Regions from separate parts of the Homo sapiens genome. Here region 1 is linked to region 2. The links are chromatin loops, found by intact Hi-C in ENCODE. Cell type or tissue: ovary. All regions are shown on one strand. Links, peaks and the distances in the headings refer to the core of each region. The heading gives the core; the rest is flanking DNA.

The links. A loop is a pair of places that touch in the nucleus more often than their neighbours do. Peaks named below come from ENCODE experiments on the same cell type or tissue, not always from the same donor. Only the 100,000 strongest peaks of a DNase experiment are listed, where the experiment ranks them.
Region 1: a loop joins it to region 2, with 2.2 times the contacts of the local background. A loop is called at or near these places in 12 of 110 quality-filtered maps.

What each region holds. Positions count from the first base shown.
Region 1 is chr6:130,830,746-130,840,893 of GRCh38, forward strand. SMLR1 (small leucine rich protein 1) reads left to right here. Exons shown (of 2, transcript NM_001195597.2): 2 at 4,125-6,390. The coding sequence ends at 4,210. EPB41L2 (erythrocyte membrane protein band 4.1 like 2) reads right to left here. Exons shown (of 20, transcript NM_001431.4): 20 at 8,602-9,853. Among named protein-coding and RNA genes, the nearest start is that of SMLR1, 8.4 kb to the left of the region's middle. In ovary, for the core only: no CTCF peak of the experiment used is centred there; no DNase peak of the experiment used is centred there; H3K27ac peaks cover 1,443 bases.
Region 2 is chr6:130,692,526-130,702,724 of GRCh38, forward strand. No RefSeq gene overlaps it. Among named protein-coding and RNA genes, the nearest start is that of SMLR1, 130 kb to the right of the region's middle. RefSeq lists an enhancer at 9,211-9,727. In ovary, for the core only: no CTCF peak of the experiment used is centred there; a DNase peak (open chromatin) is centred at 5,600; H3K27ac peaks cover 1,427 bases.

The DNA of each region.
Region 1 (10,148 bases), core at 867-8,866, 140 kb after region 2:
CCACCCACCAAAACCAAGATGGTGATGACAGTGACCTCTGGTCGCCCTTACTGCTACACTCCCACCAGCACGACAGTTTACAAATGCCCTGGCAATGTCAGGAAGTTACCCTACATGGCCTAAAAAGGGGTGGCATAAATAACCGCCCCCCCGCGTTTAGCATATAATCAAGAACTAACCATAAAAATGGGCAACCAGCAGCCCTCGGGGCTGCTCTGCCTGTGGAGTAGCCATTCTTTTATTCCTTTACTTTCTTAATAAACTTGCTTTCACTTTACGAACTCGCCCTTAATTCTTTCTTGTGCAAGATCCAAGAACTCTCTCGGGGTCTGGATCTGGACCCCTTTCCTGTAAGAAGGACAGCATAGCTGAGTGGATCAAAGTAGTCCTCCCTGATGGCAGTTTTTGTTCTGTTGAGACTGAGCCCAAAGCAAACCGGGTGAGAAATGTGGGGGCCCTGGATGGTGTCCTTGACAGATTCCTGGTCAGGGTAGCAGCTGATGGGCAAGCTGCACTATACATTCCCTCCAGAAGTTTATATTCAAACCATCTTTCGGTTGTATTTCCCTCCTCTCCCACATGGAATCAGTGCATCTATTTTTTTTTGGAGTAATTCTTGATTATATTTTCCAGTGTTAGCAGCCAACTATAGACTATGGATATTTTCGTTTTTAGGTTGATCTGGTCCCTTTAATTCCAAATAGTCTTTCTCCTAAGAAGAAAAGCCACCCAAACTCTAAGAACATGTACCTTTGAAAAAATTATAGTTCTGGCACCATTTTCCTAAGGGTAAGTAGTACTGTCTTCTCTCCAGTTTGAGGGCAAATGAGATCACTGGACTCGAAATAAAATATCACCAGTTTGTATCTCCATTTCGCAGCATCCACTTAAAAAACTGTCAACAGATGGTCAAATGTCATGTCGTTAATCTTCCAACCAGGGTTATGGCAAATGTAATCATTTCTGTTTTATTCCTGTAAAGAGAGGGACATTGATAGATTAACTGGCATGTTCGCAGAACCCCAGAGTCCTGCATTCTAAAACAGAAAACCAGCTTGCCTGTCTCATACAGCTGGGTCTGTCAGACAAGAGAGCCATTTTAAGATGTGATGGAAAGCATGTGGAGGTATTGTAATCACTCAACATTAATCCCCACACTTCAAGCCTTAGGAGGTAATGGTGCACATAAATTTAATTAGTATGTAGGGAACATCAATTTTCTCGCAAAGGAAGAAAGAAAATTCTCTAACATCCCGCACTCTTCAATCTGTGTCAATTTCCTTGAGGAGTAGCTCTTGGGGTGGAAGTATGTGTCATGAACTTCCCATAGCCAATCCCTGCATCAGCCATTGTCATGGACATTTTGCATCTTCTAGGTTGGAAGTTTTCATTATCTTATTTCCCTAAGTCCTGAGATTCCCAAACCTTTACTTCCAGGCCACCCCACCCCCAAAACACCATCGCCCTGATCAGGAACAAATTGTTGTCTAAAATGACAAACATGGCCAAAAATAGTCATTATTTAATTAAATTTTAAAACGTGTCTACTGAAATGCCTAAATGTTTTTGCACGGAGTTGGACCCAAAAAGAAAGTCAGGTAGTTAACCAGGTCTTGGCCTTCAGCAACGCACATCCTAAAACAAATAACTAAAGTACTGATAATATACAGGCTGGCTAGGCATCTTCCACTGAACTTCATACTCACTCTACTCAACCTCTTGAAGCTTCGGCCTCCTGGTCTGTAAAATAGAAATAACAGCAGGACATACTATAGGACGGGTATGGTGATTAAGCGAGGTAATACATATAAGGTTCTTAACAGTGCCTGTTCTGAACAACTGTTAGTCATTATTATCCTGCTAGCTTGAGAATTCTAAGAAGGCACTGTTTGTGTCATTATAGCATTACAGTAGCTATTATTAAAATAGTCTTGGGATAATTAAGTACATTGCCCAAGGTTACCTACCCACAAAGTGGTAGAAAGAGCATTCGAACCCTGGCTGGCTCCAGAGATAGCCCCTCTTCACCGACGCACCACCTCTGGAGTATCGAGTCCTCAGTAGGGGTTCTATCTGTTGAGTCCTTTTGGTCCAGACAGATAAACTTACCACCAATTGTGGGACAGTTTTAAACAAGGCAAAAATTTTACAACATCTTTGAAGAATTTGATCAATCTCTTAATATAACGGGGGTCATAATAGTTATTGATGATGGTGATTCCTCCACATAAAGATCTGCCTGAGTCAAATCACATTTCTTTACCTGGGAACTAACAGGGCACACTGCATTGCTTGCAGGATTTTCCACAACCACGACCTTGGGTGTTCTCAAGGCCAACTGCCTATCGAATCTCTCTGCACATCCTCCTTAATAGACCCAATGAAATGAAATGACAGCCAAATTGCAAGCTCTTTTAGGTTAGGGAGGCATTATTTTACTTCTCTCACTCTCCATATGGTGCCTAGCAAAGACACTTAATTCACTGGGTAGATGATTCACTGTAGATTGACGAGCTTCCTCTTGGCCTCTCCATTCTAGTTCTCTCTCCACTCTTAAGAGTTCACTTTTTTTCTGTCTCGTTATTCAGGTCACCCATTTTCAGCTCTACAATCTGTATCCTGGTCCCTCATTCAAAGCACCCTATTGTGCAGTTAGCCATTGGTAATAAGAGTAAAAGGGAATAAAGTACTCATATTTCAGTGAGTTAAAAGTCTAAGCCATGGGCCATCTCCAAGGAATACCTTTGAAATAGCGATAATCTACGGAAAGTCAGTGTGACTCAGTAGCTGAAACTGTGGTCTCTGAAGTCAGATTGCCTGGAATCAAATCCTGAATTCATCAGTTTCTCTGATCTTGGGCAAATTACTTCATCATGATTTCTTTCTGCCCCAGTTTGCTCATCAGCAATTTAATAATAATGATGACTAGCTCATCATGTCATCACAAGAATTGAACGAGAAAGATTGCAAAGGGCTTCACACAGCACCTGGCACAGAGCAAGTGCAAGTATTGGCTACTAAATCTTGAGGCCCATGTTGTCAGGGACTTGTCACTCTCCAACACATATGCACCCTCCCTAACATGATAAGCATTTGTGTAGGCCTGGTCAGGGAAAGTGCATGTGTCCTGGGGTACATGGCATACAATGTATCAAGTAAGGGATAAATTGCATGGGCTTTATGTGGGAGCCTAAGAGAGCATTTTCAGGTTCAAGCCTACAAACATGTTTATTACCTCCCATGAGATTAGAAGCTCCTGGTCTCTGGCTTGATTAATTATACTTCTGAAAACAAAACTTTTGAGGATGAAAGCAGGATCAGTTGTTCCTGGTTTCAGGAAGAGAGCTGTGTCTTCTGATGTACGAGGAAGATCCCAACGAATATGTGTCAGGATCTCAGAAGGCATCTCAGGGCTAAAAATCAAATCTAGTTATTGCCAGAGACATAATAGTTGAAGCTAAGGAGCAGATAAAAGCACACAGGTGGCATACAATAAAAGCCAAAGGGAGGAGAATGGTGGGGGCAGACAGAGAGAGGGGTTGTGTCAAATGCTACTGAGGAAGAAAACTAGGGATTGGAAAATGCCACTAGATTCAGTAATTCGATGGCATGGTGAGTTTTAATATTTTAGTAGAGTAGCTTTAACTGAAATTATATATTAAGGGGTTAAGGAATGAGCAGGTTGCAAAAAGCTGAAATAGAGTCATCAGTAAAATATACCAAAAGGTAAAAGGGAGAAAACTAATTTGACTTGTCTAAAGACTGTAAGTGCCCAGACACATTTTTGGGAGGGATGAGCAGGGGCAGACACTGTGACTTGCTGTGGGAGTTTCAACTTAATCAACAAAATCTAAATATACTTAGCATGTAACAATTCTCATTACAGTGGTAGTTTGTTTGCTCTAACCAGGGCCATTCTTTAGAAAGAAGCCTTTACATTTCCACTGGATGTGGTTGAGGAGATAAGGATCGATCCTGTAATAGGATCTGCTTGGAAGACCTGGACTTCTGTGACTCGCCAAGGCCACCAGTGTCAGATATGCTGGCCAACAGCCCTTATGAACTCTAAATGACCAATGGCACTCAGATGTCTCCAAATTATTAACTAATATTTTTCCTTTCAGTTAATGAAGAACTGTCCCAGAACTGTGATCGCCAACATAATCCCAAGGATGGCTCTTCCCTGTACCAGAGAATGAAATGGACGTGAAGTTGGGGACTTTCCAATAACTAAAGCACAATGAGTTTCTACTGGTCAGCAAGCAATGGCCAACAGTTCAGCTAATAAAGTAGGTTGATAAACTAGAACCATAGCAAAATAGAAAGAATACTAAGATACTCATTCTGAACCATACTGAAAAGTGGCAGCTATTATCTAAGGGGACTTCTCAGAGACTCAGTATAACAGCAGCTCTTGAAAAGTACCAAGAATGGATTTCCTGGGTATATACACTGGACACATTGTAACTTTTTAACTTTTATTGTGACTGTGTCTGCTCTAAACGGCATATTTAAAAAATAAAATTCTGCAGCATCTTACTACATAATCCCATAGGAACCCCTATTATTCCGATTTTAGAGGTGAAGAAACCTTGGTAGAGATCCAATGAATAGCAAAAGATGAATGCCTTGGAGAGAGCTCAGTAGATTCCATATGCAAGAATATTTCCACGTTCTTCTTGCAGTTCAGCAACTCTTAAGTGACACAGTTCAGGTATCATTTTTGGACCTGACTTTGCTTCTCTCCTTTTCCTGATTGCTTTCACAAATCATTATTGTCACAAATATGCACAAAACAAGTGGAGTATCCCCACACTAGGTATGGATCACCCACAAATGTAGCTTTCAGCATGATGCGACCTGGAAATGTTGGCAATTTGGTAATGGGAAAAGGAAAGGGCAGAATGTTCACATAATTCCTGAGGAGGAGAATACAAGTCTTTGCCTGTAATACCAAAATACAGGGAGCTATATCTAACTATGCGGATAAGTCAACATTTCACTACAGTTCTTTTTCAGTGGGAGCCCCAAAGAGACAACATAGGTAATTGAAAAGAAACTTAATTCTAGGGGTAGTTAAACGAGATTGTGGTTACTGTTGTGCTCCCCACATTCTTCCAGTTAACATAAATCAAAGATGTTCAATGCATTCTAAGTGTAAGACTGGTTACATTCCAATCTTTGTGCAGGACATTAACAGGCTGAGTGATCCACTTTATAAAACATAATGAATGGGGTCACCTGTAAGAAATGCACCTGTTTCAGTAGTGGCTTACAGTCATACTAAAGGTTGTGTGGATGACCCAAAGCAAAAATATACCATCAGTGCTGGATTTTTACTGCTTCTTCCCCTCAGCCCCACCCTAAAATTCTTGATACCCATTCCGTGAGTAGTTTCCATTTGCACTTCTTGCATAATATAAAACTTATTGCTAGAATAAAGACACTCACTTCTGCATTTTACTGCACTTGATTACAATGAAAATGTCTGCCGGGGTTTTCAGACTGAACTAATTCAGAGTAACAGTGCTCTTGCCATATGGAAGGAATAACAATATTCTTTCAGTTTTGGGAGAGATCTCTTTTTAGCCCCTGGGGGAAATCAGCTTATGTAAAAATGCTTTCTTTAACAGAAAGTGTGAAAGGACAGATCGTATTCCTATCTCAGGCAGCTGCCAGCCACATTTGTGGCTCAGCTATCAAGGTTTGCTCCATCTTCCTCCAATAATGGGCACTTCAGAAGGCCAGTTCCAGCTCTGGTGGGTGCTGGTCCACCATCTCAGCTATTGTGATAACACATGAGCTCTATATAGACATGTTTTCAGCACCAAGCACTACCAAGTACTTTAGAACAAGGCCTGTTTCTTTTCTGCCATCCAATGAGAGCAGAGAATCTCCAATGAAACTGACTAGATTTATGAATGTTTTTTATATGTAGAGAGGGGCAGAAACATGTTCATTTTCCCATGAAGGAACAAGTCCCAAGGGTTTATCATCTGCCTGAAGGCACTGCTAACGAATTTGTCAAATCCTTTATCCAGCACAGCTTTACCAAGCAGCTGCACAGTCAGGCCTTTGCACTTCTCATTCTCATAGGTCCAGTTTAAGATCTCATTCAGTCCTGAACTGCTTCGGTCCTTTGCATTCCTGCTGTCTTGGCCTCCACCTAGACCAAGTCGGCAGTCTCCCTACATTACCCTACATTCAGCTGCATCCTATGCTCCAAGGCCTTTCACCAGGGGCCAGAAATGCTCCCACAACCCTCAATGGTCTCACTACAACAGTTCCGAATCTTATTCCAAATGCTATAGTATCTGAAACGGTTCACCAATAGGGATAATGTTTCTCCAACTGGAGACCTTCAATAAAACACTTCAATAGGTGCTTTAATTTCTGTCACATTGTCATTATTTATTATTCAATAAATTTACCAAAAAACATATATAAATATATATATTATTTTGGAGACAGGTCTTGCTATGTCACTCAGGCTGGGGTGAAGTTGTGCAATCATAGCTCACTGAAACCTCAAACTCTTGGGGCTCAAATGATCCTACTACCTCAGCCTCTGGCTACAGGACAGGAGTGCACAGCCTCACTTGGGTTTTTTTGTTTTGTTTTTTGTTTTTGGTAGATACAGGGTCTCAGTAGGTTGACCATGCTATTCTTGAATTCCTGGCCTCAAGCTATGCTCCTGCCTCTACCTCCCAAAATGCTGGGATTACAGGTGTGACCCACTGTGACCAGCTAAAAATTTAACAGAATGAACTCAAAGCTGTAAATACTATCTTTTCATCTCTCTTGATAATCATGTTGGTAATTTGGCAATTTGGTGTTGGGAAACTGCAGGTCCATGACTGCTGCACATCCTAAACCTAGCTGAAAAACAATTTGGGCAAGAAAAAGCCCATATTATGTTTTCTGAAATGTTATTTGCAAAAGTTTTTTAAAAATAATCTGGCCAGGTAACAGCCTCCAGAATTTTCCAGACATAATTTAGCGATTGGAAAATTCAGAAGAGGTAAACACTCCTAGACAATAAGAACAGCTTTTTGGTGAAATCTCAAGTTCTTTGGCAAGACTGAATATCAGAAATCAGAGTTCACAACTCTGATAACCATCAAAATTCAGAACTCTGATAACTCTCAGAATTCATGACATTAAGCACATTTTGGAAATAAATTTTCTGATTTCTATTTATCAAAAAGTTGTTAGAATTTTCAAAGCATGCTCACAAGATTCTTACTTTCTGACTTTGTAATTGGTGTGCCAGTCAGAAGAGGCCTCTGAATTTATCACAATGTATTCAATGACATACAGTCTAACATGTGAGTGACAAGCAGAAGACAGCAGAAAACATGTATTCAAAAATACCATCCAATGTATAATTACCATCAAACAGATTGGGGATTTAAAAATATTCTTTCCACTTTTCAAATTTTTCAAATCCAATTTCCAAAACCTTGTTTGATCTACTTTCCTATTTATTCTATCATTTAGCCCAATTTACCAGATGAGATTATAACAGCCAGAGAAATACTTTATAATACAAAATATTTTTTTAAAAGACAGCCTTGCTCCTGTAGCTACAGGTGGGAATAAGTATAAACATTGTTTCAAGTGGCTCTGTGGGTATTAATTCCCATAGATTCTCTCAATGCCCCCAGGACCCTAAACCCTGTTCTTGCTGTCTCAGCTAAATAAAACCGAGCCCTAATCCCCGCACACCACCTTTCTTAGTCCATGGGACCTGTGAAGACAAACTTTCTTCCTGTCACTGCAAATATGGTCTTCAAAACACCCAGGGAAGCGCAACCTATGATTTCAATGTGAGTGTTATACAAACTTTCTGATGAGGCATACATTTGCAAAATCACATTTGGTTCCACAATATTTCTAAGGCTTGGCTTGCTGAATCGGATTCTCCAGGGAGTTGTTGTTTTTGTAATAATTATAGAGAAAGTGAGAAAGGCCTTTCACAAGGCGAGAGATAATTTAGTGGAAACAGATCTCAAAGACGACAGTTATGCAAATTGTATTTAATGTACTTACTTTAAATGACTAGAGAAAAAAATTCTATATAACACTTTACAAGAAATGTACCCTGTTGGTTATTTGCTCTATAATAACACCATAACCTGGTGTGCCCCAACAAAAGTTTCACAAGAAAGCATCCCAATCAGACTGGGATGCAGCCCCTCAGTGGCCTAGTTTGCCTGATATACAGAGGGCCAGTGGACACAAAGTAAAGAAGGACATGAAGCAGAGGAGCAAGATTCAGATGGTACAGCTAAAATATTTCCTGAAAACAAAATGAAAAATGCACAAAGAAAACAAGCAAAAATATCCCTCGGAGAATTCGTAAAAGCTGGAATGGATTATGTAACCAGGCAGAAGGAATCTGGCACTCTCAACATTAGATTTACAAACTTTCAACGTCGCTTTCACCGTTTCAAATAGTGATGTTGGCAGCATCATCAAATTACAGAAGAGCTGAAAACAGATTTTGAAATGCTACTTTTCACAAAATACTAAGACTTCTGATGAAAAATATCACTCAAGTTTGTTTTTTTAACCCTTTAGAAAAAGAGAAGTGACAAGTTTAGAGAATAAACAAACTTTATTTTATAATAGTATTACAGGAAGCAAAATATCATTTAATACAACTTGAGGCTGCTATAAATCTAATCTGGCATCGTAACTATACATAGGGTCAAAGGCAAAGGAAAAAATGTTCAATATAGTTAATAAGTCCCTATCGGGTCTCTGGTGCCAGCTTTAAATGGTATAACTTTCTTGTAACCAACAGAACACCACCACAGCCCCCTCCCCCTCTCCCCAGCATCCTCAAACCTGTGTGAATCATAAAACTATCTGAAAGAGATAGGCCTGCTCAATAACAAAAGGTAAGTTTTACATGTGTAGACAAAGAGGTTTAATACAAAGCAAGAGTTCTACCCAAGTGTTCAAATAATGGAAAGAATTGAAATGTGGGTATGTTAAGAAAGAAAGCACTAAGGTTTTAAGCTGCCTGAATCTTTTAGTAGAAGGGAAGAAAGTTTTCTCTTTCTCTTCCCTCCTGTTCTGGAATGCTGCCGAAGGGCATGTGTCTGACAAGCATTGGCACTGTGGTGCGGCAGGGTCTCTAAGCACAGTGCACAGTCAGTGAACTTCTTCATTATTCTCCAGTCCAGAGATTCTGACTCTCTACTAAAAGTAGAAAGTCACAGGACTGGAAAGTCAAAAGGGTCCAATATAAAAAACATCCCTGTGAAATTCTCAAATATTAGAAAATTTTCAAGATGTAAGAAAGGCTTTTAATCTGTATTAATATTTTCTCATACAGTATATTTGCTGCAATTTGAAAACTCCGTAAATATTTACTGTGAGAATTCAATGAAAAGAATCCAGAAGAAGGAAAGCCACTATCTAAATTAGTCACAGAGTTTCCTTTCTGCGCAACAGCACCTGTTCAAGTGAACAGCACCTTACCAGCTTGGGCTGGCTTTGTTCACTGTCATTTGATCAAAGTGAGTCATTAAAAGCAGGTAGTTGCACACAAAGTAAACAGAAAACAAAACCAAAACCCCTTAATTAACAACAACAAAAAGAAAGAACTGAGAATATTTAGAAGTGGTTATAAAACAAAATAATATATTAAATGCATGGGAGCAATATAGACCAGAGCTGGTAAGGAAAGGTTTGGTGTTGGCATTTTAATTCTTCAGGCTTCTGGTCATTGTTACCAGTTGTAGCATAAATTCGCTGGAATAGTGGTGTGGCATTAAGACTTGGAACGGTCAAAAAATCTTCAGGGGTTCACAAAGTTGAGTGTTGTTTAAAAAATGACTTTCTAGAAGAGAAAAAAAAAAAAAAAACAGAAGGCTTAAATATTCCAAAAACACAGGCTTGAAAAAAATGTTAAGTAACATTCATCAAGTTTTCAATCAAGTAATCAACAGTTACTGTCTGCCTAGTCTTACATTAAATAGTATGTTTACCAGAAGACAAGCATGAGACACTATTCCACTCTCGAGGGCCTTAAAATACCTGGAGAATTGACAAGTACGCTAGAAGCAACTGGCAAATAAGAGTTCACTGCAAAAGAATTTATTAGCATAAAACAGAGACAATTCATATGTAAGAAT
Region 2 (10,199 bases), core at 785-8,784:
GGAAACACACAATCTCCCAAGGATAAATCAGGAAGAAATGAGGAGACAAGATCAAGTTCTGACATTGAATCATAACAAAAATCCTACCAACCAAAAAAACCCTGGACCACATGGATTCACAGTCAAATCCTACCAGATGTACAAAGAAGAGCTAGCACCGATTCTACTGAAACTATCCAAAAAATCGAAGAGGAAGAACTCCTCTCTAACTCATTCTATGAAGCCACCATCATCCTGATACCAAAACCTGGCAAACAGACAACAAAAAAGAGAACTACAGGCCAATATCCCTGATTAACATAGATGCAAAAATCTTCAACAAAATACTAGCAAACCAAATCCATTAGCACATCAAGGATATGGAAATAAGTACAGTAAGTGAGTGTCATTTTTTATTTCCCCAATGGTAACAATGTAGTAATAAGTATTATTTCTTAAATGGATTATATATCTATGTGAGATATGCATGTGTTGGAGGCTTTTCCTTAACAGTCTCTCCTTTCTTAAGAGCCAGAATCTGGCTGAGCACAGAGGTTCATGCCTGTAATCCCAGCACTTTGGGAGGCCGAGGCAGGTGTTTCACAAGGTCAGGAGCTTGAGACCAGCCTGGCCAGCATAGTGAAACCACGTCTCTACTAAAAATACAAAAATTAGCCGGGCATGGTGGCGCACGCCTGTAGTCCCAGTTACTCAGGAGGCTGAGGCAGGAGAATCACATGAATCCAGGAGACAAAGGTTGTGGTGAGCCAAGATCGCGCCACCGCACTCCATCCTAGGCAACAGAGCGAGACACCATCTCAAAAAAAAAAAAAAAAAAAAAAGCCAGAATCATGGAAGTAAACCTCCCCCTTATAAATAAGACGAGTCATTCAGGAATAGAGTGTTGCAATGAAGTCCCAGGCTCTGAAGGCTTACTTTGGGGTTCAAATCCCAGCTGCACTGCTTACTAGCTATGTACAAGTCCTTCCACCTCTATATATATTCCTTATGTGTAAAATAATAATAGAAAAAAATTGAAAAAACAGAACAGAAAAAAATATTGAAAGCAAATGTGCCAACATACAAATAAGAATTCTCTCTGGATGGCATGTCTGGTGATTTTTCTAAACTTTCTCCAATTAAAGGAAAGAATAATTAGTGTTGTCAAGTAGAGAGCTAACCTTTATTAATTATCTAAGAATTACCTCGATTAGCACAGTTTAAATAATAAGCAGATGTTAAATAAAGTACTTTTAGAGATCCTAAATAGTTTTTTAGCTTGTTAACTCTATATCCTCAACTAAAGTCTTTTTTCATAATTGGGCAAAACTAAACATACCCTAGTCCATATGCATATTACCACACAGACAGACTGATACTGATTAGCTGTTAAATACCACTGTGTTTCTTTGTTAAGGAAAAGATTTGAAACAGAAAAACAGACAACTCAACTTCTAATTAATGCAGGTTCTTTCAAATGACTTAGAAGATAATATTTTGAAACTTTTCTAGACTTTGCTTTTCTCAGATGTACAAAGGAAAGATAACACTCAGAATAGTTTCAAAGAAGAGTCACACACAAAAAAATGACAGTAGTTAGGGAACTCTAAATTCTAAGAATTCTAAGAAATGTGACTGTCTGCCCCTGAAGAGCTCCAGGCCTCTGCACACGTTACTCCACTAACACTTTCCCAACAATTATATTCACCACCAGCAAAACTGATGACTATAACAACCGTATTAGAAAGACAGATATTGATTCACTAGAAATATGTACTATTAGAGTTCACTCTCATTTTAACATACCAATTCATATTCATATTTCATCACTGCTTTCCTGGAGTAATTTTTCCAAAAGATTAAACACAAAAATTTTTTCTGGGGCCTTAAAATAGCACATAACGTGATCCCATTGTTTACCACCTACTTTCCACACTCATCATTTAACCTTAAAATCACATGACAATTGTGTTTTACAAACGATTTTTATTACAACAAAATTCTTTTTGGAGTGATGAGTTTTGTAATCTTATTCTAATATAATGGAGGTTCATCCTGCCTTAAAATTAGATCTTGCCAACAGATGAAATAAAGGATCATTATTTACATAACAAAAGATGCTGTTTATCAAAAGATTCATTGCAAAGAAGATTCTTTTAAAGGGCAAGCTCTTCTACTACATTTAAAATACTTCAGTTTAGAACAACTGTGTCTTCCCGTAGCTTTTCAGTAGTGAAGTTGGAGCATCCGTATATTGTGCATATCTCATTACAATGACAGAACTTTACAAAGCAAGGAGCCGCTCAGCTATGACTCAATCAATTAGGAAAGGAGAAAAGCAGACCCAGCCAAGGAGAAACATGGAGAAGCAGCAGCAGGAAGGACAGAATAAGTTAAGAAGCATAAAGAAGGCTTTAAAAAATGAAAATTCTCAAATATCTGGGAGAACAGTGAAATAGAGCAACTCCGTGGCTTGTTTCCATTACATGTGATATAGTTTGGCTCTGTGTCCTCACCCACATCTCATCTAGAATTGTAATCCCCACATGTTAAGGGAGGACCTGGTGGGAGGTGATTGGATTATGGGGGCGCTCTCCCCATGCTGTTCTCATGATAGTGAGTGAGTTCTCATGAGAGCCAATGGTTTTAAAGTGTGGCATTTCCCCTTTGCTCACTTTGTCTCTCTCCTGCTGCCATGTAAGATGTGCCTTGCTTCCCCTTCACCTTTGCCATGATTGTAAGTTTCCTGAGGCCTCCCCAGCCATGCAGAACTGTGAGTCAATTAAACCTCTTTCCTTTATAAATTACCCAGTCTTAGGCAGTTCTTTACAGCAGTGTGAAAATTGACTAATATAACATGTATATATAATCAAACTCTTCCCAAAAGGTTTAAAAAGGTTTCTGAGGTAAGAACCTCTGTCTAGTTGTCAGTCCTTACCTAGCAATGAGTCCCAAGCATAGTAGACCCCAATAAATATTTGTTGAATGAAAGAAATGACACCAAATATTGCATTTGAATAACCTCTAATGAGCGTACCTTCCATTTTGGTACACCCAGGAAAATGATTAGGGGTAAGGGATGCCAGAGGGATTATTATCTATCTTTGTTCAACTTCTTATACAAACAAAACAAAGCCACCAAATCACAATTATTGATAAGGTGATTATTATCTCTTTTGACAATGAGATGAAATGTTACCTATATTCAATAATCGCACTAATCTAGTTAGTGTCTATGACTGCCAATAAATCTTAAGCAACAGATTCCATCCAAGTCCTCCGATTAGAGGGCAGCCTTGTATCACATCCTGACTCCCTACCCCCAGCTCCACCACCCATTCCAGATCAGGACCAAAAGCCCTCCTTGGAAAGGAAGGCCCTGCCTGCTGATCTGTCCTTTCTCCCTGCAGACAGATAGTGCCCCTACCAGAGTGGTCTACGACTCCCTTCTACCACTTGCCTGCATGCCTCTCAGAGATGCAAAAATGCCACAAACAGCAATAAGCTTCCAGTTCAATAATCTTCTGTTCAAACTGGGCAGAAGCTTCAGTTAATGCAGAGAATCTTAGAAAAGGATAAAATAAGATTTATGTCCATATATCCAAAGGCCATTGTCCTACTTGGTAAGTGTGAAAGCTGATTGCAAGAGGTATTGTGGTATTCTAGCTTTCATATGTTCTGTTTATGTAGCCAAATTTCCATTATTTTGGTAATGGAGGACAGGGAAGAAGTATAATAGATAATTGAAATTCACAGATAATCCCCAACCCAAAATCTTGGCCAGTAGTTACTACCTTAATGCCCACAAATCTTTGATCAGAGCATCCCAGCAAGAAATCAAATTGCAGAGCCACGCAGCTTCAATGGTCAACTTCTTTTCATTCTTCCAACAAACCTGCCAACCTTCTATTTTTCTCCTGCTATTCACCCCACCACTGCATCAGTTTTCCAGCATAGACACTTACTTAGCAAAACAGCAGAATTCGTGTGTTAGGAGGAAAGAGAAAGAGAAAAGAATCTGCAAAGCTATTCTCCTAAAAATGGAACATTGTCTTTGTACTTTAAGCAACTTTAGCAATGGGCTTCCTGAGTTGATTTTGGTCTCTCACAGGGCTTCCCATGTGTATTTGATTGATGGTTGTGCAAACTGGTTAACTAGCTAAAAAGACAGGAACCACTTGTTGTTGGCACCCTCTAAGATAGCCCCCAAGAGCTCCCACAAATACACCCCCTATAGCCAAGAAATTACAACAACAAAAAACTTTAAAGGGACATTGAACAACCTGTATTTTTAATGGCTAGCACTTGATCATTTTTTTAGTAGATTATTCTGTGGACAGTTGGGTTTTTTGTTGGGTTTATTTATTTTTTGTTTTGTTTTGCCTCCAAAGGACATATGCCACTAACGATATGTTCTACTTATTATCCAAAATTATTTGCCTCAGCCATTTGGGCAGGAAACACAGAGAATTACTCACAATACCATCACCAGTCATCTCTAGTAAGGAAATAGCGAATTTCTTCCTTGGCTCTTATCTCCAAGTCATTCATTCATCAGATCTCTTTATTCTTTTGTGCTGTGTCTCATCTTCTGTCTCTAATATCACAGCTGCCATTTCAGTCTGAGCCCTTATTACCTCTCTTGTGATTTCCAGCACTTTCTAATTCTCATTGTCCTTTTCCCCTCTTCTCCCCGTATTAAATCATTTCATTCCATTGTTTAAAAACTGCAGGTCTGTAATTACGCTCTCCAGGGACCATGGGCTAACAATAAAATGTTACTAACACTGTTGAACTCCAAAGGGAGTCCCTGACCAAAACTCTGGTGCTTCTGAATTGTTAAAGACAGGGTTGCAACTTAAAATTTGGAAATAAGTACAGTAAGTGAACATCATTTTTTATTCCCCAATGGTAATGCTGTAGTAATAAGCATTATTTTTCAAATGGATTACATATCTGTGTAGGATATGCATGTGTTGGAGGCTTTTCCTTAACAGTTTTTCCTTTCTTAAGGGCCAGAAGAATGGAAGTAAACCTCCCCCTTATAAATAAGAAGAGTCATTCAGAAATAGAGTGTTGCAATGAAGTCCCTGACTCTGAAGACTGACTGTGGAGTTCAAATCCCAGCTGCACTGCTTACTGGCTATGTAGAAGTCCTTCTGCCTCTATATATTTTCCTTATGTGTAAAATAATAATAATAATAACTATTATAGTGTTGTGAGGATTTATACAATTCTCATGTAAAATAAGAAAGAAAAATAAACTCATGCTAATCTCTATGACACACGTAGTTCAGTGCCCTGCCACATAATAAGCACATGGTAAGTGTTGCCTGTTACCATCATTTTCAGTCTCATTAACAAAGAGCATACTGGGAACTCACAGTACATGAGGGTCATAGAATGTCAAGGTTAAAGGAATTTAAGGGACTTTCTCTTTGGTACAATCCCCCTTCCTCCACCACTGGCCACCCCTAATTTTACAAAGGAAGAAAACAATTTAATTCAGAGGGTTTTTTTTTTTTTCCAAGAAGTGATTGTTTATTTTTTACTTTTTCTTTGTAACGCAGTAGACACTGGTTACCTCCGTACAGTGCTGCTCTTACTTTTTGGTGCCACCAAGTGGCCAAGTTTAATGGCGCAGTGATACATCCCCCAGAGGGAACCCCAATTTTTATAGCATAAGCTCTGTTTCAGACAGCCTTCAAAAGCTTTTCAATGCTCATCAATTAATGAGTAGTACTCTGGGTTGAGCAAGGAAGCAAAAGTTACCAGTGGCTCTCCAGTACACTGGAAATGAAGAAAATCATTCCTGAAAAAGAGAAGTAGTTAAGTGTTGGTGTTGGCTGAGCTTCAGCCCTTCCTTCCATGCCTGGAAAGCACTTTCTTATTTCTGAGTTTTAAGAAATGCATGTCTGGTCTTCTGGATAGACAGGAACCATTAGTAGTGTAAACAATATACACATTTTGAATGAACGCTCAAGTGCTAATAACAATATTTGCCTGGAAATTTGATGACCAAAGTGAAATATAGCTCTCAAAGAAAAAAATCTTAAAATAAAAGAATAAACATAAAATTTTAGCCAAAAAATTGCCATAGTGAATAGTCACTTTCAAATTGTTCATCTAATAACATTTTTAACCTTTTCATGAACAGCAGAATATAATGGAAAAAATTTTTTTCAGAAACATGTCTTTTACAAAGAACTTTGTACCTTTGAATTTATAGATTTGGAAAACCTAAAAGAAACCTTCAACTACTAAAAGTGATGGGCAGTCTAGACTCTAGAACAATCAATTCACCATTTTTTGTTTCATTTCCAGCTTCTATATAATGAAAATTATTTTTAAAAATCTTATTTTTTGGTAAAGTCTATTGTTTTAAGCTTTGATTAGTGAGAATGTTATGCATTTGAGGTGTCTCATTTTTCCCTAATCCTTTTTTCTTTTCTTTATAATCTTTTACATTCTTTATTCTATCTTGGTCAAGGATTATTCATTCTGGATATTATTGTATACAATTTTTTAGTTTTTCCTTCTTGTAAAATTTTGAGGTGAAATTTCACTTTGTAAAATGTTTCCTTCAAAATAAAAAAAAAATCCAAAGAGGATTTTTGTTCTTAAAAGACTCAAGATCTAAACAGAATTAAATCACTGAAAATTAAATATAGTTCCTAAAAATTATATTTTGAAAATATAAATGGCAGTATACCAAACAAGTCAGTGAAGAGAATTATGGTATAATTTAATTTTATTTCCTCTTATATTATTATTTAAAATTTTATAAACATTTGTAAAGTTATCTAACTCATGAATCTACTAATTCATGGTAACTACCAATCTAGGTTTTTATTTGACCATTTTAAAGTTCATAACAACTGTTTTGCTACATAAAGTTAATAGCTCTAACAATCCCCATTAATCTGAAGCATTTTAGTCTTACAATAATAAATACTTCAACTGAGAGAATTTAAACATTTAGCTGATAAGGAAATGTTCACATTACATTTGAAATGGTTATTATGCTTGAATGTGACTATTCAGACACTGACAATAAATACAAATGACAAGTTTTGTTCACACTACTAATGTTGATTATATTGATTAGAGACAATGAAAACTACGTGATGATGATTTGTTCATGGAGAGTTCAAGGATGCCACAAATGACACTACAATGAGCCTTTAGCTACTTGGCCTTCCAAAGCCCAAAGTCAAAGCAAACTTGAACTACAAATTGGAGCCAAACTCAAGGCCAACACTTGACTTTAGTGCAGCCCTTATGAAGGTACTCTGGAAGTGTGATACAGGGGTAATTGTCCAGGCAATGGAGTCATCCAGATTCCAGTCTTACCTCTAACTTTTTCTACTTGTTTAATCTTAGGCAAGTTGCACAAGCTCTCAGGCTTCAATTTCCTCATGAAAAAACAGGAACAATAAACTCAGAAGACTGATTGAGGCTGCGCAGATAATGCACTGAGCACAGGGAGTGTCCTGTAGTATACACTCAGTAAATCCTAGTTTACTATAGTTACTGTGATCATCTTCAATAATATTAGGATCATAATATCTACTTTGACGAGTCTACAAATTGGAGATTACCTATCAGTATCACTTAAAAACATTTTGTGTCCATTTAATCAATGTTAGTTGATATTACCTAGCCACCTGTAGAACTTTGCAAAATGCTATAAATACAACCTTAGTTTGTGAATTCAGAGCAAATGCAACCAACAGATGCATACTCAACTGAAATAGACATGTCATTTCTTTTTATTGACCCAGTGTCCTCATCTCCTTCCCATGTATAGGGAACTCTGCATTTTAAAATTTCTGGAGAATGCAGAGCCAACCTCTTCTCATAGAAGCTGAAAACACTTAAAAAGCTCCTTTCATGGTTCTCCCTGAAAGCAAAGCTTAAGCACATGAACTAAATTAAGCCAATCAGATGCACCTATCTATTTTTGCATTAAAGATTGTGATCTAGTGAAACAAGGACAAGAAATCATGCTGAGGGACGCAGAAGATGCATCAGCATCCACTTTCCAGGTGCAGCAATGCTGCTGCTACAAAGTGTGACATCCGGTGGTCAGTAGCAGTCGCTTTAGCGGATCTTACTCATGTGATCATGGCAAGAATTTGCTATGGCTCTAGATGTGTAGCCTCCTTTTTCTTGACTGTTTGTCAAACCTTGTACTCTAACCTTCTCAACAATTATGTGAGCTACACAGCACCCTTTCAATAAATTGCAATTCTGCTTAAGTTAAGCAGAATCCATTTCTGCTGATTGCCACTGAGACTGACATGGAAATTGGTAATAGGCAGTGGGGTGCTGGAGGTAGTTGACCTCCAAATGGGGCACTGACTAAAGGAATGGAAGTAATACAGTAAGGACTCCACAATTCCTTGCAGGGAAGAGTGGATAGCCATGAGGATTATGATTATTCACAACATGAATGGCACCCCCAGGCATTGTGTTTGCAAACTTATTCTGAACTAGGAAATGGTAAGCCTTATTATGCAGTTATAAAACTTGGAAAAAGTTGAAAGTAGCTATTTTTAAAGGAGAGAAAAAATGTAAGTATGGCTTTAATATTGAAAGTTCTTTCTGATGGAAACAAAAAACACTGGGAAGTCTGAAAGAGGGGAGGGAGGAAGGAAGTGTTGAAAAATTACCTACTGAGTACTATGTTTACTATTCGGGTTATGGGTTCAATAGAAGCCCAAACCTCAGCATCACACGATATATCCATGTAACACACCTGCACATGTACTCCCAAATCTAAAATGTTAAAAAAAATATATGGTATTCCTGGTCAAGATGGTCGAATAGGAAGAGCTCGGGTCTGTAGCTCCCAGCAAGACCAATGTAGAAGGGAGGTGATTTCTGCATTTCCAACTGAGGTACACGGCTCAACTCATTGGGACTGATTAGACAGTGGGTGCAGCCCATGGAGGGTGAGCCAAAGCAGGGTGGGGCATTGCCTCACCCGGGAAGTGCAGGGGGTTGGCAAACTCCCTCCTCCAGCCAAGGGAAGCTGTGAGGGACCGTGCTGTGAAGAATGGTGCACTCTGGCCCAAATACTATGCTTTTCCCACAGTCTTCACAACCAACAGACCAGGAGATTCCCTCGGGTGCCTACGCCACCAGGGTCTGGGGTTTCAAGCACAAAACCGGATGGCTGTTTGGGCAGACACCAAGCTAGCTGCAGGAGTTTTGTTTTTTTTTCATACCCCAGCGGCACCTGGAATGCCAGTGAGACAGAACCGTTCACTACCCTGGAAAGGGGGCTGAAACCAGGGAGCCAAGTGGTCTAGCTCAGTGGATCCCACAACCATGGAGCCCAGCAAGCTAAGATCCACTGGCTTTAAATTCTCGCTGCCAGGACGGCAGTCTGAAGTCAACCTGAGATGGTTGAGCTTGGTGTGAGGAGGGGCGTCCACCATTACTGAGGCTTGAGTAGGTGGTTTTCCCCTCACAGTGTAAACAAAGCCACCAGGAAGTTCGAACTGGGCGGAGCCCACCACAGCTCGGCAAAGCCACTGCAGCCAGACTGCCTCCCTAGATTCATCCTTTCTGGGCAGGGCATCTCTGAAATAAAGAAAGCAGCCTCAGTCACGAGCTTATAGATAAAAGCTCCATCTCCATGCGACAGAACACGTGGGTGCCGGGTCAGCTGTGGGCACAGCCTCAGCAGACTTAAACGTTCCTGCCTACGGCTCTGAAGAGAGCAGCGGGTCTCCCAGCACAGCGCTCGAGCTCTGCTAAGGTACAGACTGCCACCTCAAGTGGGTCCCTGACCCCCATGCCTCCTGACGGGGAGATACCTCCCAGCAGGGGTTGACACACACCTCATACAGGAGAACTCCAACTGGCTTCTGGCTGGTGCCCCTCTACAAAGCTTCCAGAGGAAGGAACAGGCAGCAATCTTTGCTGTTCTGCAGCCTCCACCAGTGATACCCAGGAAAACAGGGTCTGGAGTGGACCCCCAGCAAACTCCAGCAGACCTGCAGAACAGGGGCCCGACTGTGAGAAGAAAACTAACAAACATAAAGCAATAGCATCAACATCAACAAAGAGGACCACCATGCAAAAGCTTCATCTGAAGGTCCCAACAGCAAAGACCAAAGGTAGACAAATCCACAAAGATGAGGAAAAACCAGCACAAAAAGGCTGAAAATTCCAAAAACCAGAAAGCCTCTTCTCCTCCAAAGGATCAG